2 separate regions of the Homo sapiens genome follow, and region 1 is linked to region 2. Evidence: chromatin contacts called from ENCODE POLR2A ChIA-PET data. All regions are on one chromosome and are shown on one strand. Each heading gives the region's core, a stretch centred on a gene start or an enhancer-like site at or near the end of the contact. The rest is flanking DNA. Distances are from core to core; before and after follow the strand shown.

Region 1 (5,396 bases), core at 1,229-3,728, about 12 Mb after region 2:
GGCTGGGTGTGGTGGCTCACGCCTGTAATCCCAGCACTTTCAGAGGCCGAGGCGGGTGGATCACGAGGTCAGGAGATCGAGACCATCCTGGCTAACACAGCGAAACCCTGTCTCTACTAAAAATACAAAAAATTAGCTGGGTGTGGTGGCACGCGCTTGTAGTCCCAGCTGCTTGGGAGGCTGAGGCAGGAGAATCACTTGAACCTGGGAGGTGGAGATTGCAATGAGCTGAGATCGCACTCCAGCCTGGGCGACATGGCAAGACTCCATCTCAGAAAGAAAAAACAAAACAAAACAAAAAACCAAACAAACTGTAACTCCAGTGATCTGTACCAATGATCTTTCCAGATTAGTACTGTCTGGTTGAACTTTCTACAGTGATGGAAATGCCCTGTGTCTGTGTTGCTCATACACTAGCTGCCAGCCAGGTATGGCAATTGAGCACTTGAAATGTGAATAATGTGGCCGGGCATGGTGGCTTATGCCTGTAAACCCAGCATTTTGGGAGGCCAAGGTGAGTGGATCACCTGAGGTCGGGAGTTTGGAACCAGCCATAGCCAACATGGCGAAACCCCGTCTCTACTAAAAATACAAAAATTAGCCAGGTGTGCCGGCACGCGCCTGTAATCCCAGCTACTCAGAGGCTGAGGCAGGAGAATTGTGTGAACCCAGGAGGTGGAGGTTGCAGAAACCTAAGTAGAACTTGCAAAGGGATATAGAAATGAAATAGTGTCAGTTCTCAATCTCAAGGAGCCTATGTTCTACAACAGATTATAAACAGCAAAATGTACTACATGGGGGATGGAATGTGATCTACAGAGAGAATCAGATATACCATGCCTTGAGGACACAGCTGAAGAAGCAGCTTATTTAGAGTCAGAGTGGGAGGAGGACTGAGGTCAGTGTTGCAAGGACGCTCTCACAAAGCGGGTGGATTTGGAGCAAGGTCTTTAACCTCTGCTTCTTGGGAGGCTATAGCATGTAGATCGCTTGAGCCCAGGAGATCAAGTCCAGCCTGGGCAACATAGCAATACTCTGTCTCTTAAAAAAAAAAAAAAAAAAGCAGGGTGTGGTGGCTCACTCCTGTAAGCCCAGAACTTTGGGAGGCCAAGGTGGGTGGATCACCTGACGTCAGAAGGTCAAGACCAGCCTGGCCAACATGGTGAAACCCCGTCTCTACTAAAAATACAAAAAATTAGCCGGGCATGGTGGTGGGCGCCTGTAATCCCAGCTACCTGGGAGACTGAGGCAGGAGAATCGTTTGAACTCGGTAGGTGGAGGTTGCAGTGAGCTGAGATCGTGCCACTGCACTCCAGCCTGGGCGATACAGTGAGATGCTGTCTCCAAAAAAATTATTTATTATTTTTTAATTTAATTTAATTTTTTCGAGATGATGTCTTGTTCTGTCGCCCAGGCTGAAGTGCAGTGGCACGATCTCAGGTCACTGCAACCTCTGCCTCCTGGGCTCAAGGGATTCTTTTGCCTCAGCCTCCTGAGGCAACAGCTGGGATTATAGGCATGCACCACCATACCTGGCTAATTTTTTTATTTTTAGTAAAGATGGGGTTTTGTCATGTTGGCCAAGCTGGTCTCAAACTCCGGACCTCAAGTGATCCACCCACCTCTGCCTCCCAAAGTACTGGGGTTACAGGCATGAGCCATCATGCCCAGACAAAAAAAAAAAAAAAATCTAATAAAAAAATAAAATGGGGATAATAACAATAGAGCCCACCTCATGAGAGTATTACCTAAAGGGCTTAGAACAATACGTAGTGTGTGGTAAGGACTCTATCAATATTAATTATTAGTATTTCCACAAGATGAAAATTATAGACCAGTGCTGTTTTTTATGGGTGAGATAGAGGAGTTTTGGCCAGTCCCAGTCGCTCATGCCTGGAATCCCAAAGCAGTGGAAGACTGACCCAGGTGCATCATTCGAGGTCAGGAGTTTGAGACCAGCCTGGCCAACATGGCTGAAACCTCATCTCTGTTAAAAAATACAAAAAATTAGCTGAGCATGGTGGCACGAGCTTGTAATTCCAGCTGCTTGGGAGCCTGAGGCATGAGATTCGCTTGAACCCGGGAGGCAGAGGTTGCAGTGAGCGGAGACTGATCCACTGCACTCCAGCCTGGGTGACAAAACAAGACTCTGTCTCACAAAAAAAAAAAAAGAAAGAAAGAAAGAAAGGAGTTTTAACTTTACACGTATTTGCTAATATTTATGAAGTGTTTAGATATCTCAAAATCAATAAAGAGGATTATTAGGCCCACCTGCAGTACTCTTAATAATTTCAGGGAATCAGCTATCTAGGTGAAAGTTCACAGGGAAGTACATGTCATTGTAACACAAATTAGACCAAAGTTCAGGAAGAGACAGTTACTGAGTCATTTATCTGTCTTATCATAAGACCAGTAAGCCTCTTAGCACCACAAAGTAGATGTAACATTTTAACAGGAAATGACTCCAATCTAGAGCAAAGTTAGTCCCATGCACAAAGTGAAAGGTTGCACAACACAAAAAAGATCTGTGCTACGTGTCACACATGATCAGGTGGCGTATTGCTCAAGATGCTGGTATGCAATCAGTCTTTGCAAGAGTCAGATCATTGTCTCACCTTAGGAAAGGCTTTCCATGTGCCCTAGAGAGACACTTTCCCTTTCTGGGTTACTTCCTAAAGTACATTCACCTTAACTTATAAGAAAAGGAAATCTTTCTCAAGTGCTCTGAGTTTATTATTTCCCTTTTCTAGACTCTCATCAGGGTCATCTGCATGTGGATGAGGTTCCCAGAGAGGACTGCTGGAGGACATTGCATGTTTATGAATTTCACAGGTATTCAAGGGTGGCTGCACCTGGAGCTGGGAGCTGAGCATCAGGAAGATTAAAACATAAAGTATGCTCATCAAATTGAGAGGAGTGGGCCAGGCACGATGGCTCACACCTGTAATCACAGCACTTTGGGAGGCCAAGGCAGGCGGATCACCTGAGGTTGGGAGTTCGAGACCAGCCTGACCAACATGGAGAAACCCCATCTCTACTAAAAATACAAAATTAGTGTGGCATGGTGGTGCATGCCTGTAATCCCAGCTACTCGGGAGGCTGAGGCAGGAGAATCGCTTGAACCCAGGAGGCGGAGCTCGAGGTGAGCTGAGATGTCGCCACTGCACTCCAGCCTGGGCAACAAGAGCGAAATTCTGTCTCAGAAAAAAAAAAAAAAAATAGGAGTCAGGAAGAATCATCTTCTCAAGTCAATTAACAACATTGGGAGGCAGTGTGGTGCCACAGCTTAGTGGCTTTACACTCAGATTTGGTTTATAATACTAGCTTCACCTTTGCAAAATTCCATATGTACCAGGTAATTCACAGCAGCATTGTTTACAATAAAAAATGACTGGAAAGATACTAAATGTCCATCGATACGGAACTAATTAAATAAATTATGGGTATGACAATGTGGAAAGTTATCCAAATGGAAAAGCAAGATACAGAGCAGGGTATAAATTGTTACCCTTTGTAAAAAAAAATAAAACGGGGGAATTTTTTTTTTTTTTTTGAGACAGGGTCTTACTCAGTTGCCCAGGGTGGAATGCAGTGGCATGGTCACAGCTCACTGCAATCTCTGCCTCCTGGGCTCAAGCAATCCTCCCCCCTCTGCCTCCCAAGTAGTTGAGACTACCGGCACGTACCATCACGCCCGGCCAATTTCTTTTATTTTTAGTAGAGATATGATCTCATTATGTTGCTCAAGCTGGTCTCAAACTCCTGAGCTCAAGTGATGTTCCCGCTTTGACTTCCCAAAGTGTAGAAATACTTACTTAATAGCTGCTTGTTCAGTAAGTATCTCTGGAAGGGTATTGAAGAAGTTAGCAATGCTGATCGCAGTGGCTCACGCCCATAATCCCAACTCTTTGGGAGGCTGAGGCGGGCGGATCACTTGAGGCCAGGAGTTCAAGACCAGCTTGGCCAAAAAGGTGAAACCGGTCTCTAATAAAAATACAAAAAAGTGGCCGGGCGCAGTGGCTCACTCCTGTAATCCCAGCACTTTGGGAGGCCAAGGGGGGGCGGATCACAAGGTCAGGAGTTCGAGACCAGCCTGACCAAAATGGTGAAACCCTGTCTTTACTAAAAATACAAAAATTAGTCAGGCGTGGTAGTGCACACCTGTAATCCCAGCTACTCAGGAAGCTGAGGCAGGAGAATCGCTTGAACTCGGGAGGTGGAGTTTACAGTGAGCTGAGATGGTGCCATTGCACTCCAGCCCGAGTGACAGAGCAAGAATCCGTCTCAAAAAAAAAAAAAAAAAGAAAAAAGAAAAATTAGCCAGGTGTGGTGGCACATGCCTGTAATCCCACCTACTTGGGAGGCTGAGGCAGGAGAATCTCTTGAATATGGGAAGCGGAGGTTGCAGTGTGAGCCGAGATCCGGCCACTGCACTCTGGCCTGTGTGACAGAGTGAGACTCTGTCTCAATAAACAAAAAAAGATTAAAAGGGAAGTTTCGTGTATTTTTCAATTTTGAACTATGACTGTCATCTGGTCAAAAATTAAAACAACCATTTTTAAAGAAAAAGTAAAGGAGCATCTGGTAACAACTTACAAAATGAAAAAAAAAAATCCCAGCTTTCTGGCTGGGCACAGTGGCTGATGCCTATAATCCCAGCACTTTGGGAGGCTGAGGCGGGCTGATTACTTGAGGTCAGGAGTTTGAGACCATCCTGGCCAACATGGTGAAACCCTGTCTCTACTAAAAATACAAAAACTAGCCTGGCGTGGTGGCATGTGCCTGTAGTCCCAGCTACTCTGGGGGCTGAGGTGGGAGGACTGTTTGAACCCAGGAGGTCAAGGCTGCAGTGAGCTATGAATGTGCCACTGTACTCCAGCCTGGGCGACAGAATGAGATGCTGTCTCAAAAACAAACAAAAAAAGAATCTCAGCCTTCCTTTTTACTAGCTATGCATCCATGGACAAGTTATTTAATGTCCACAGGGCTCAGTGTCCCTTTGTATTAAAGGGACCTATCACCTAGGTTTGAACGAGGATTAACTATTAATGTGCAATAAAACATTTAGTATTATAGGGCCAGGCGTGGTGGCTCATGCCTGTAATCCCAGCACTTCGGGAGGCTGAGGCGGGTGGATCACCTGAGATCAGGAGTTCAAGACCAGCCTGGCCAACATGGTGAAACCCTGTCTCTACTAAAAATACAAAAATTAGCTGGGCGTGGTGGCGCGACCTGTAGTCCCAGCTACTCAGGAGTCTGAGGCAGAAGAATTGCTTGAACCTGGGAGGCCAAGGTTGCAGTGAGCCGAGATTATGCTATTGCACTCCAGCCTGGGTGACAGAGTGAGACTCCGTCTCAAAAACAAACAAACAAAAAATTTAGTATTATATTTACAT
Region 2 (6,073 bases), core at 547-3,046:
TAAACGCTTTCAACGCTTTACCATTAAGTAGGATGTTTGGTGTATGGTGTTTTGCAGATACCCTCTATAAGATTAATTTCTCTTCTATTCCTGGTTTTCCATGAGTGTTTATCATGAATAAGTGTTAAATTTAATAAATTATTCTACATTTATTAAGATGATATTTTCTCCATTAATTAGTTAGTATCTTCAATTACAGTAATTTGTCTTCTCATGTTAAAACAACCTAATTTGGCTGGACGAGGTGGCTCACGCCTGTAATCCCACCACTTTGGCAGGCGGGTGGATCACTTGAGGTCAGGAGTTTCAGACCAGCCTGGCCAATACGGTGAAACCCCCCCACCGTCTCTACTAAAAATACAAAAAAAATTAGCCGGGCGTGGTGACGCACGCCTGTAATCCCAGCTACTCGGGAGGCTGAGGCAGGAGAATCACTTGAATCCAGGAGGTGGAGGTTTCAAAAAAAAAAAAAAAAAAGAACAAAACGTCTCAAAAAAAAACCCCCACAAAACAGAACAAAACAAAAAACCACATAACTTGGCTATGGTATTATTCCTTTCACATAATACTAGATTTTGCTAATATTTTGCTTACAGAGTTTCCCGTCTAGACTCATGAGCAAAACTTGCATACACTTTTCCTTCCATTCGCTGTTCTCGTCAGGTTTTCCTATCAGGGTTATGCTAGGCCATTAAAAAGTTTAAAAGTGTTACCCGCTTTCATCTTCCTTCCCCCTTTTATTCTGGAACTATTAAAGACTGGAATTATGTTTTCCTCTTATATATCGTTCAATTTGCCAGGGAAGCCATGGTGGCTTGCAGTCTTCTTTGTTGGAAGACTTTGGACTACTCTTTCAATTTGTTACTAAACTATGTAGGTTTCCCATTTCCCTAAACATGGAAACAGAAGACCTCCTAGGACGTCTCCATTGCGGGAGGGAGACTGCAGAGGTCTCCGGCCACAGGACTGAGGAAAACCGCAAAAAGACGCGGTCACTACTAGGCGGAGTTAAACTATGGAGCCGGTACCCCCAATACCCTGCCCGGCAAGGCCGCCTCGTGACGTCCCCGTCTGACAGAGTCCCTCCCCATAGGGCCGCGACAGAACCACCGCACGATGGGACACGCGAGGGTAAGCTCAGGTCTCAGCGCATCGTGTGGGCGTCGGGACAGCGTCCTGGGCACCTGTTCCTTCCACCTGCTCAAATCTCTTTCCCTTCTATGAAGAAGGGGGCTCCGGGCCCCATCCCCAGGGAGCAAGAAGACGCAGAGGACCGCGCCGGTTCAGGTGCCGCTGGAGAAATGGAATCTGACGGAGAAACTGATCTGGGGCGGCAGCCCGCTAGGTTCGCCTGACTCACTAAATGCTACTACAGTGCCCCACACGGACTGCCACGAGCGGGTCACGTGACTGGACTCTGGATCGGCTGTGCTGTGATGGCCGCGTAGCGCGCTGCTGTGCGCGCGAGACTATAAGCCTCTGGGCCGCCGGTGCCTCCGCGCGGTCACCGCCTCCACCCGCCTGGCCGCTTCCCTCGGCGCATGCGTAGCACACCGACTCCAGGATTGTTTCCCAAATCCCACTTCCGCCACTTCCTCCTCCCGAGACCAGCCAAGCGCGCCTGGCTGTCTGCCCTTCTTGGGCTCTTGGGGAGAACGTGGTCCGGGAACTGGCAGTCACGGGGAGGCAGCACAAGAGGTTTTCGCCCTCATGTGCTGGTGCAACTATCGCGACCATCACCCTGAGAACTGGAGGAAGGGTGCCGCAGGCAAAGAGTGGCGCGCCTGCAGATTCGGTTCCGCGCTTGGGGCTCTCGCGAGACCCGGCGCTGGAGTGTGGACCGCGCGTGCCGGTGACGCGTGGTGCAGACACGTCGCCGGTGCCTCTCTCCCTAGGCCTTCCTGGGGGTGAGCTTCCGTCCCAGACGTCTTCGGTCCTACACTGCTTCCATTTCTTTTTTTTTTTTTTCCTTCTTTTTTTCTTTGAGACAGGGGCTCATTCTATCACCCAGGCTGGAGTGCAGCGGCGCGATCTCGGCCCACCGTAAGCTCCGCCTCCCGGGCTCAAGCGATCCTCCCACTTCAGCCTCCTGAGTAGCTGGGACTCCAGGTGAGCGCCCTGCTAATTTTATATTTTTGGTAGAGACGGGGTTTCGCCATGTTGCCCAGGCTGGTCTCAACTCCTGGTCTCAAGTGATCCGCCTGCCTTGGCCTTCCAAAGTGCTGGGCTTACAGGCGGGAGCCACTGCACCCAGCCCTACGCCCCATCTTTCTGGGTTTCTGCCTGGTATTGTTACATCTCCAACAGGCTTAACTCAAAGCTGACTTTCCGCCTGTGCTGTATCTGCCCCATGGTCCTTTAGAGTATATAAAATATAAATGGCACTTTGGGAGGCCGAGGCAGGAGGATTGCTTGAGCTCAGGAGTTACTGACCAGCCTGGGCAACATAGTGAGACCCCCGTCTCATTAAAAAATAATAATGCAGGCAGGGCGCAGTGGCTCATGCCTGTAAACCGAGCACTTTCGGAGGCCAAGGTGGGCGGATCGCCTGAGATTGGGAGTTCGAGACCAGCCTGACCAACATGGAGAAACCCCATCTCTACTAAAAATACAAAATTAGTTGGGCGTGGTGGTGCGTGCCTGTAATCCCAGCTATTCAGGAGGCTGAGGCAGGAGAATCGCTTGAACCCGGGAGACGGAGCTTACAGTGAGTCGAGATGAGCCACTGCACTCCAGCCTGGGCAACAAGAGCGAAACTCCATCTCAAATAATAATAATAATACAAATAAATAAATGTACACACACAAATAAATGGACTTGATAGCGATTTTTTTAGGTTTTCAGCTGCCCAATTCAAGAAATGTATTTCTTCTTGTCCCTGATTTCCGTCACTGTCCCAAGGCAGTGGGATTAAAGCACCACTACCGTTTTTAGATCCTTGTGTTTGGCATTCCATGTCCTCCTCTCAAGACGTTTGACGTAACTTTCTCCATCTGCTCTGTTGAAACATATGCTTCAAAATCTTTTTTTTTTTTTTTTTGAGACGGAGTCTCGCTCTGTTGCCCAGGCTGGAGTGCAGTGGCGCGATCTCGGCTCACTGCAAGCTCCGCCTCCCGGGTTCAAGTGATTCTCCTGCCTCAGCCTCCCAAGTAGCTAGGACTACAGGCGCCCGCCACCAAGCCCGGCTAATTTTTTGTATTTTTAGTAGAGACGGGGTTTCACCGTGTTAGCCAGGATGGTCTCGATCTCCTGACCTCGTGATCCACCTGCCTCGGCCTCCCAAATTGTTGGGATTACAGGCGTGAGCCACTGCACCCAGCCTACCAGCCTAGACCTAGTTTTAGTTCCTTTTTTTGCTTCACTCCATTGTAGCTTAGGAAGCTAGTTTCAATTCCGGATTCTACCGTCTATCTGTATGACTGGGCCTTTGGTCAGTCTTTCTAAAATGAAGATTGCTCATTTTACAAATGAGTAAAAACTACCTGACATGTAGTGCAGGCTTTGTAAAGCACTCATCATGCTGCTTGTCATACTGTAAGCACTGATATGGCATAGGAAACCCAACCCCCAAACATAGCACCTTGGAAGTTGAGAAAACAGCATATACTGGAAGGCCACTGTCACATCTCCCTCACCCGTCTCTGAAGCAGGCCATAAAGCCTAGGAAGGTCATCCTCTTATCTCTCTTGAAAACCCTCATGTGGCAGGTGTCCTGCCCTATATCAGGGTGGAAGGAATGTCACACAGGGACACCAAGAATAATCTGAACAAACAGGTCTTGCTAATCTCATGCCCCCAATTTATTACCGTGAGATCATACCCGCTTTGTTCAATCATACTTCTGCACAACTATCCACTTTCTCAAACCTATGCATAAAAGTACACAGACTTTTCTTTGGGTCATTTCCTTAGGAAGACTCCCCATCATGTAAAACTTATATTACACAAATTTGTATGCTTTTCTCTTGTTAATCTGTATTTTGTTATAGGAGTCTCAGCCATGAACCTTACCATGGTTAAGGAAAACTTGCTTTTTCTTCTCTACACACTCAAATAAATTAGTTTGCCTCCTTTTCCATGCTTACCCAATATAAAATAGTAAAATGCCTCTTTTTTTTTTTTTTTTTTTTTTTTTCTGAGAGGGAGTCTCGCTCTGTTGCCCAGGCTGGAGTGCAGTGGCGCGATCTCGGCTCACTGCAACCTCCGCCTCCCAGGTTCAAGCAATTCTCCAGCCTCAGCCTCCTGAGTAGCTCGGATTATAGGTGCCTGCCACCACGCGTGGCTAATTTTTGTATTTTTAGTAGAGAAAGGGTTTCGCCATAATGGTCAGGCTGGTCTCGAATTCCTGACCTGAGGTGATCCACCCATCTTGACCTCCCAAAGTGCTGGGATTGCAAGCGTGAGCCACTGCGCCCGGCCTAAAATGCCTCTTAGTAAGACTTAATTTCTGTCCAGGCATGGTGGTTCATGCCTGTAACCCCAACACTTTGGGAGGCCGAGGCGGGTGGATCACCTGAGGTCAGGAGTTCGAGACCAGCCTGGCCAACATGGTGAAACCCCATCTCTAATAAAAATACAAAAAGCATTAGCCGGGCATGGTGGCGGTGCCTGTAATCCCAGCTACTCGGGTGGCTGAGGCATGAGAATCACTTGAATCCGGGAGGTGGAGGTTGCAGTGAGCTGAGATGGCGCCACTGCACTCAAGCCTGGGTGACACAGCAAAAATCTGCCTCAAAAAAACAAAATAAAAAATGAGAAAAAATACTTAATTTGTGCTGTGCCACCAAAAAATGTGCATGCTAGAAACTGTACTTTACACTATGACATTTTATGTAACTGTCTTATTTCCCCCATGAGACTGCAGTGGTCTCAAGGGTAGAGGATTGACCTTGTCCATATGTGTTTTCTAGGCTTCCATCATTTGCCACAGACTGAGACATGTACTAAGTTGTACGCCGTAAATACTTCATAAATAGTTACTGAAGGCATAAATAGGCAGAGAGTAGAGTTTGTTTGTTTGTTTGTTTGCTTACAAAAAAAGGGAAAAGAAAGCAAATGCTGAAAAAACTTGCTGTTAAACCATGCACGCACGACATGAGGTCTTTGTAATTGGTTCAGGAAGATTTCCTTCTCCCCATGCTCCACCCTCTTCATTACAAAGATGAAATTATTTTTATGTTTAATATTTATTTATTTATTGAGACGGAGTTTTGCTCTTGTTGCCCAGTCTGGAGTGCAATGGCATGATCTCAGTTCACTGCAACCTCCATCTCCTGGGTTCAAGCGATTCTCCTGCCTTAGCCTCCCAAGTAGCTAGGATTATAGGCATGCGCCACCATGCTCAGATAATTTTGTATTTTTAGTAGAGATGGGGTTTAGCCATGTTGGTCAGGCTGGTCTCGAACTCCTGACCTCAGGTGATCCGCCCGCCTTTGCCTTCCCAAAGTGTTGGGGTTATAGGTGTGAGCCACTGCATCTAGCCTTTTTTTTTTCTTTTTTTCTTTTGAGACAGAGTCTCACTCTGTTGCCCAGGCTGGAGTGCAGTGTCATGTGATCTTCGCTCACTGCAACCTCCTCCTCCCAGGTTCAAGTAGTTCTTCTGTCTCAGCCTCCTGAGTAGCTGGGACTACAGGCACCCGCCACCACACTCAGCTAATTTTTTGTATTTTTAGTAAAGACAGGGTTTCACCATATCGGTCAGGCTGGTCTTGAACTCCTGACCTCAGGTGATCCACCCGCCTCAGCCTCCCAAAGTGCTGGGATTATAGGCTTGAGCCACCACGCCCAGCCATGGCCTATTATTATTATTATTATTATTATTATTACTATTATTATTATTATTATTATTATTTTGTGACAGAGTCTTGCTCTGTTGCCAGGCTGGAGTGCAGTGGTGCTATCTTGGCTCACTGCAACCTCCACCTCCCAGGTACAAGCGATTCTGCTGCCTCAGCCTTCTGAGTAGCTGGGATTATAGGCGCGCGCCACGACACCCAGCTAATTTTTGTATTTTTAGTAGAGACGAGGTTTCACCATGTTGGCCAGGATGGTCTCAATCTCTTGACCTCATGAT

Evidence for each region. ChIA-PET counts read pairs that join two places held with the same protein, here RNA polymerase II (POLR2A).
Region 1: POLR2A ChIA-PET joins it to region 2 with 9 read pairs in GM12878. The contact joins two enhancer-like sites. POLR2A ChIA-PET finds 5 or more read pairs at or near these places in 2 of 52 experiments (GM12878 and activated CD8-positive, alpha-beta memory T cell).

Annotation. Positions count from the first base shown.
Region 1 is chr9:19,159,378-19,164,773 of GRCh38, forward strand. No RefSeq gene overlaps it. Among named protein-coding and RNA genes, the nearest start is that of PLIN2, 35 kb to the left of the region's middle. Within about 2 kb of position 2,479, at least 16 of the 41 ENCODE cell types and tissues checked have a DNase peak (open chromatin) inside an H3K27ac peak, as active enhancers do; they include GM12878, where a contact is called at or near this core.
Region 2 is chr9:6,679,880-6,685,952 of GRCh38, forward strand. No RefSeq gene overlaps it. Among named protein-coding and RNA genes, the nearest start is that of LINC02851, 21 kb to the right of the region's middle. RefSeq lists enhancers at 1,040-1,419, 1,326-2,074, 1,540-1,829, 1,900-2,019, 3,588-3,847. Within about 2 kb of position 1,797, at least 41 of the 41 ENCODE cell types and tissues checked have a DNase peak (open chromatin) inside an H3K27ac peak, as active enhancers do; they include GM12878, where a contact is called at or near this core.